Linked DNA regions of Mus musculus: region 2 is linked to region 1. Evidence: chromatin contacts called from ENCODE Hi-C data. All regions are on one chromosome and are shown on one strand. Each heading gives the region's core, a stretch centred on a gene start or an enhancer-like site at or near the end of the contact. The rest is flanking DNA. Distances are from core to core; before and after follow the strand shown. Region 1 has its middle 16 kb from the start of Ralgds. Region 2 holds the start of Rapgef1 (Rap guanine nucleotide exchange factor (GEF) 1).

The links. A loop is a pair of places that touch in the nucleus more often than their neighbours do.
Region 2: a map of T-helper 17 cell shows a loop between it and region 1 (4-fold over the local background). The contact joins the promoter of Rapgef1 here to the enhancer-like site in region 1. A Hi-C loop is called at or near these places in 2 of 37 maps with a recorded cell type or tissue (T-helper 1 cell and T-helper 17 cell).

The regions. Positions count from the first base shown.
Region 1 is chr2:28,515,798-28,519,371 of GRCm38, reverse strand. It overlaps a transcript of Ralgds not described here. Among named protein-coding and RNA genes, the nearest start is that of Ralgds, 16 kb to the left of the region's middle. Within about 2 kb of position 1,594, at least 2 of the 3 ENCODE cell types and tissues checked have a DNase peak (open chromatin) inside an H3K27ac peak, as active enhancers do.
Region 2 is chr2:29,617,948-29,621,521 of GRCm38, reverse strand. It overlaps Rapgef1 (Rap guanine nucleotide exchange factor (GEF) 1), which reads right to left and starts at 1,802. Exons shown (of 26, transcript NM_001039087.1): 1 at 1,459-1,802. The coding sequence starts at 1,519.

The DNA.
Region 1 (3,574 bases), core at 345-2,844:
GAAAGGGGAAGGAGAGAGAACACAGACAGGTTCTGAAGGATGGTAGCATGCACCTTTATCCCAGAACGTAGGAGGTAGGGGCAGGCAGATCTCTATGAGTTCAAGGCCAGCCTGATCTACATGGTGATATTGTTCTAAAAAATATACAAACAAACGAAAAAACACTGACTGGCTTAGCAATCATTTCAGGATATTTAATACTAAAACCTCAAGCCCAGTGTCCAGCTGCCCAGACTGTGTGCTGGAATCCAGTTACCTCAACCTCAAACCCTGGAATCTACCAGCGGAGGCAGGCAGACTCAGCCACGTGCAGGCCCTGGGCCCGATTTCCCACATCCCATGCAAGTCCCCAAACGTGACATAACTTACGGGGCAGTATTGATGTTTAAAGTGGTGAGCACACAGGGAAAGGGACAGATGAGCCAGAGATGGAGAAACAGGTCAAGAGGAATTATGCTGTGGTCAGCCGGCTAGTTAGTCTCAAAGTTGGTTTGAGACCACAGCCTTGTATTCCAGGAGCTCCAGGGGACTCTTGGTCTTTGCCACACCTGGGATGCTGCCGTGCCCCAGGACTAGGGAGTCCGGGGCTACAGGGTATTTGTGTTGTTAAAACATCGTGCCTGTCCCTCTGGAATGGCCGGCACCAGGCTACAATTGACTGTACAGCTGATTCTGAATCTTTCTGACATTCTACCACTGTCCAATTGTCACTCGGATATCTAGAAAATGGCATTGGTTGCTAAGGGACTGGCCTGATGGTAGGCAGCTGCAGCTTGGGGTAATAGGAAGAGGGAGTAGACTGGGGTTTCTCTCAGTAAGGATCCTGGGGCTGTGGGCTGCTAGGCCCTATATGGAGGTGTGGGTGGATCAACCACAGGAGGTAACCACTCAGAGCTAAGAGCCACACACAGGCGGTGGGAAAGCCCCTAGCCGGGAGTCTTCCTGCAGGTATTTTGGGGGACTATGGTTGCTAAGCAACTGTACTAGGTTGCCATGGGAACTCTCCCTTCTTCTGGGACTTGTCATTTTTATGGAGATGCCACATTCCTTCCCATCTCTACCTCCTCAGGCTGTCTCAGCTACCTGTAAGGGGCCCTGGAGGCTCCCCAAACCTACCTTTGCCTACAAGGAAGCCACCTATCCAAGAAAGTACTATGCCTCTAAGACTCAGTTTGGGGGTGTGTGTGTAGGGGATTCAGGTCTCACAGTGTACCTCAGGATGACCTTGAACTCATAATTCTCCTGCCTCAGCTGGGATTGCAGTCGTGCACCACCCCGTGACCCTCTAAGAGAGGATTCTCTTGAGGTTCAAGACCCAACACAGAAAGCAGAGTTGAGGCCCTCATTAGAGTCAGGGGGATGAAAAAAATCTGTCTAGCTTGGTTTGCATCTCCATTCCTGCTAACCACCAACTCAGGCTCTTCCTGCCTTGACAGGGCTCTGACCACTAGAAGCCCAGTATAACTGGAAGGCATTCTCCGCCCTAGCCCTGGTGCCTGGCCCCTCCCTGGCTTGTCTGTAAAGGAGTGTCACCTGGGGCTTGCCATTACCCAACCAGGGGTTGTCCCCATGCCCAGCCAACCAGTGTTGGCAGCAGGCCATGCTGGGTAGACATGCCTCCTCTGGGACAGGCTAAGGCTAAGGTCCCTGCCAGCCATGTGTTGTATAAGCAGCTCACCTTTCCCTAAAACTACTTCTTGTGGCCTGTGGTAATAGGTAGGGGAGCTGTCTGGAAACTGCAGTAGGCCAAGGCAACTTACTGGTGACGAGCCAGAGGGAGGCAAAGTCCAGGCCCCAAGGTGTGTGTGTTGGGGAGAGGGGGTGGGGGAGAAGCTGAGGTCTCCTCAGTGGTTACCAGCAACACCCTGCTGCTCGCCTGCTCTCATTCTGATTTCCTTCAGTGTGTGTCACCAAGGATGACTCCTGACCTGTTTACAGTTTGCTTTGTCTCCTGGCAACCAGATGAGCTTTTGTGGAAACTCGGGACAGGGCAGTGCAGTACTGAACTTCCACACCAGAGGTTACAGCGCCACCTGCTGGTGCTACCATTGGTGGCCTTCAAGCCTTCCTACACAGGTGAAATTCTGCCAGATCCTAAGGAACCTGGCCTTCCCTATAACCCTCCTCACAGGCTCAGCTGTGTCCTTCCAAAAGCCCTTGGGTCCTGCAGATCCAGGCAACACAAGGCTAGACTGGGATGGGGTCAGGTCAGGGCTCACTCTCTCACTCTCACACACTCTCTCTCTCTCTCTCTCTCTCTCTCTCTCTCACACACACACACACACACACACACACACACACACACACACACACACACACGATGTCCTTACAGTAATGGAGACAACCAGACACAGACACACAGAGACACAGACACACAGAGGCAGCTGTGTGGAGGCAGAGGACTACAGACACGTTTAGGGGGATTTAAAGCTAAGGACTACAGCCATGCCAGAAGCTGTGGTTCAGTGGTGTTGATGCCTTGCTTTTAGGCTTCTGTCCTCTAGAACCACGAGAGATTTCTGTTGCACAGGGTCATCCAGTATATGGCATTCTGCTAGAGCAGCCACAGGACACTAACACAACGTACCAGGCCTGTCACCTTTTTGTCACCGTCATGCCTACCTCGCTGACTCTTGTCTCGCTCCCTGTCAGCTTTCTGCACTGCTCTTCCTGCTTTCTCTCGTGTGGCTGACCTATGAGATGCACAAGCACATGGATGAATGGCTCTCCAGCTCTGCTACTTCACCAAGTTCAGACAACCGTAAAAGTCAGAAGCTGGGGAAATGGCTCAGAGGTTACAGGGCCAGGACCTCCACGACTCAGGCAAATGCCTGATGGCTGTGGCTATCCAGACAGATATAAATCTAGCCTCAAAGGATAGAGACGGAATCTCCAGAGCAAGCTGGCCAGCAAGCCCAGCCCTATTAGTTGAGACCCTGCCTCCCTCAATGATCACAGCACCTACCATATGCATGTGCCAACACATGCATCTACGCCCAGTGTGTTGGAGTTCCCAGCACTCGGAAGAGGATGTCTGTGAGTTCTGGGGTCTACACAGTGAGTTCCAGGATAGCTAGTGCTATGTAGAGACCCAGTCTCAAAACAAATGAACCAAAACTCATGCACAACATATATACACATATATGTATAACACACATACCTGAAAATGGAAGAGGAAAAAGTCAAGAGACAGCAGCAGGTGTGCAGATGGGGGGTGGGGTGGGGTGGGGTGACAGCAATGAAGGCAATAGCAGGTGAGGAAGAAGATGCTTCCTGCTGCTCATGGCCACCCTGGTGCCAGGACAACCAACCTCTGTGTTTCCATATCCCTGGCCCTTCGATCTCAGGAGGCTAAAGGCCATGTGAGTCACCCATCTCTGTCCTTTGTTTTCCTCTCAAGGCCTACCTGGTCTCCCATAAGCACAGTGGAGACTCATTCCAGCACCTACTTGACCGTGTGTGTGTGTGTGTGTGTGTGTGTGTGTGTATGTGTGTGTAAGATGACACCGTAACACTTGGGGACTGCTGTCAGCTGTGACTAAAACACAACCTTAAGAGTTGGAAGAATTGTGGG
Region 2 (3,574 bases), core at 553-3,052, 1.1 Mb before region 1:
GATGGTTGTGAGCCGGCACGCGGTTGCCAGAAACCAAACCAGGCTGCTCAGGAGCAACAAGTGCTCCTGACTGGTGAGCCGTCTCTCCAGCGCATCAATGCTATTTTTAAATAAATCATCCAAGTTTCCCAACAGTGCCATTCGGATGAGACACTATCAGGAGTTCCTAAGCAGGGCTGCACAGATGGGTCAGGGATATTTCCAGAGCAGCACGTATTCAGGAAAGCGACTCATAGTCACTAGACAAGGCCCCGGGGCAAGAGGACAAGGAGACAAACACCCCAGAAACAGCATCTGAAAAGGAACAGTCCAGCCACGGGAATGCTATCCTACTTCTTGTCAGAAGACAGATGTCAATACCCTACCTATGCCCCTTGCTGGGTGGGCTACAAACATTCACTGAACCTCTCTGGGTCCTGAAAACAGAGACCATACTTTGGCAGGCAATCTTCAAGTACGTTTAATAAACAACACAACCCAGAGACCAAACACAGAATGAAGACACATAGCTCAAAAGAGAATACCAAAACGTTTGTCCCTGTGTTTAAACCAGGGCTGCAAAAGTTACATTCATTGCTGGTTGGTCCCCTGCTAATATACATCCAAATATCCTCAAGTCCACCTATGAAATGGCAGCTTCCAAAAATTAGTGCGGCCGAACACCTTTTCAGGTTCTTACAAGTCTGCCTTCTCTACTAAGTTTCCAGGATAACTGGGTATCCCCACTGTGACAACCCCCAACCCAGGCCCTGGACCACTCACTGCCTACCTTACCTACCAGCCAAGAACCCGCCCTCCCGTAAAAGGAGTCCCTGCTTGACGGCTAATTAAGCTCTGGGCCCCATATGCACAACAGTAATTGACTCTCGGGAGTATCTAACTCCCAGAATATGCAAGCCGGGGGGCGGGGGAAAAACTGGGAGGCGACTCCCCAAGATTTCCAGGAACACACAAAGAGATGAGGTTTGCACCAAGATCGCATCCACCTTATTCCCCCATCCCCAATGACTCTCCACTTGCCCTGCTTGCAGAGCAAGGCAGAAATATTAGAGGACAACTTGGCTGCTCCCTGAAACATCGCTCCAACACACCCTAGCCTGCTGTCCTTTGAAGCCACCGAAGTGGACACTTGTGGTTAAACTCGAGGCTCATTAGGAGTGACACATTTTATAACTGGGCTGCCGATCACCTCTGGAGCGCGCCTGCTCTTCTGCATGCGGTCGGGGCCAGGCCTCCTAAGGGTCCCGGGCTCCAGCCATTGTGGGATGTTCCAGGGAACAAGGCTACAGGGACCTCCACTCGCTCCCCCAGAATCCTGCTAGCATCACAGGCCCCCCGCCGCCGGGCAGGCCCGGTTCAAAGATGGCCCTCGCGGCGTCGCTGCCAGGCTGGGGCCCGGACTGGGGGTCTAGCGCACGAGGCCAGGAGGCGCGCCGCCCGCCCGCCCGCCCGCCTCACCTGCTTTCTCGATCTTGCCGGACATTTCCGGGCTGCGCCGGAGGCCGAGGCCGCTGCTCATCAGGGCCCGGCCCGGCCGCTGCGGGATAAGAGGCCGGCGCGCCCGCCGCTCTACTGGACCGGTGCTCGCCGCGCCTCACACTCGCGCCGTCATGGCGGGCTCCGCGCGGCCGCGGCTCGTGCGCTCGCCGCCCGCGCTCCAGCCCGCACCGGGCCTGCCACTCCGCCGCTCCACCTCCCGCGCAGCCGCCGCTCCGGGGCCGCGAGCCGCCGGCCGCAGCGCCGCGCCGCCGCCCGCCCGCCGGCCTGGGCCCCGCGGCCACGGCGCCACCTGCCGGAAGCCCACCGCGCCGCTCGCGCCACAGCGCCCCCTGATGGCCCGGAGCCGAACTAAGCCTGGCGCGAGGCGCAGCGCCCTCTACCGGCTTGGAGTCCTCCGCGCCACAGCTCGGTATAGACCCCACCCCTTTCCTCAGACACAGAGAAAGAGATCAAACCTATGACTGACAGCTCCAATTCAGGACTTCCGCATGCCCTCCCATCAAAGATCAGAGCCTCCGGTAACCCAGAGTTTTCCATCTCAAGTTGTGGGCTAGCTTTCCGTGTCTGTTACCCAAGTTCAGCATCCTCCTCAGGCCCAAAGCTCCTCTAATTGATCCTAAACTAGACTCAACAACACTGAAAACACAAGAAGCCTGCTCAACAACGTTTGGGACTGCCACCCACCTTCACCCCGTCATCCCCCATACACACTATGTGAGTCTCAAGGGCCAGTGAAAGGCAGAACCTTTAGCCAGATGTGGGCCCCGATCCTCCAAGCCAAGGCTGAGGCCCAGACCTGGAGTGACACAGAAGATCTGGTTTGCTTTGCTCACGAAACCCTCCAATGGGAACATCCAGCTTAAAGAGCAGTCTTTTCTAGTATGCAAATGAGTTCGTTTACAGTTCATTTTAGGCATTCAAAGAACCTTTGCTATGTATGATGTCATATCCTACCATGACTAACCCAGTGGATTCTTCCCTTCAAACAAGCTCATGAATAGGTTGGAGAGTCAAATCATATCATTAAGTATTAGTGAGCAATACGTTTTAGCAAGACAAGAGATACAGGGAAGGGCGCTCCCTGCTCACTGTTTTTAGCTAAGATGGAATTCACATCAGCAGCGAGTGTGCAAGCACATGTGTGCGCGCACAGAGAGAGAGAGAGAGAGAGAGAGAGAAAGTGAGTGCTAGGCTAGGGACCATCCAAGATAGCTCAGCAAGTAAATGCAACTGCTGCCGAACTTGACTAGACCTACACGGCTGAGGGAGAACCAATTTCTGCAGAGTGTTCTCTGACTTGCACACACACATATACACACACACAGAGACACACTATGTAACTTAAGAACACTTAGAAGTCTGCTTTGCCTCTAGATATGTAAGCTAGTGGTAGGGCAAACCTTGAGAGATGTGCAGGGAGAAGTTCAGGGTGACGGATGCCACCAAAGATTTCTATTTCCATCTCCCTATACTCTACAGTCCCCTGATTCTGTGACTGAGGGCTGCCTACAATCGGCAGCCAAATTTCCAGAGCCATGGGTCCGAACCCTCTAGGGGTCAAAGGCCAAGCCAAAGATTGACAAATTCATTTCCCTTTTCAAGTTGACAAATGGCTGCTCAGGGCCAGAATGGCTCTGCTCTGCTCTGGTGGAAGCTGCATCAGCAAGGCAAAATTGGCGAATCGCTCAAGGCCCGCCCTCCAGCTCTCCCTGGGTGCTTAGCCTTCCAGACTTCTGAGCTCAGAGCGTCAATATTTCATGCCCCAAATTCTGAAGTGAGGAATGGAACAATAAATGTAGGCGCAGTCAGGTTTGAGGTTCCTAAGAACAAGATCAAATCCATGTGATAAATTGCTGCATATCAGATAGCGAGGAATTTGCAAAAAGTATCGATGCCAAGCAGACTCGTAGAACTTGCTTCCTAAGGTTCCAAGGTGCTCATAGCCATAGTAGCACACACTCGGGATTAAGAGCCAGCTAATCGAGGGTGAAAGCCTCCCTTTTCCTTGCCTTAACTTAGCTTGTCCTCCTAGGCCACTCCAGCTGCTAGAATGTTCTTGCCCCTCCTCTCCACG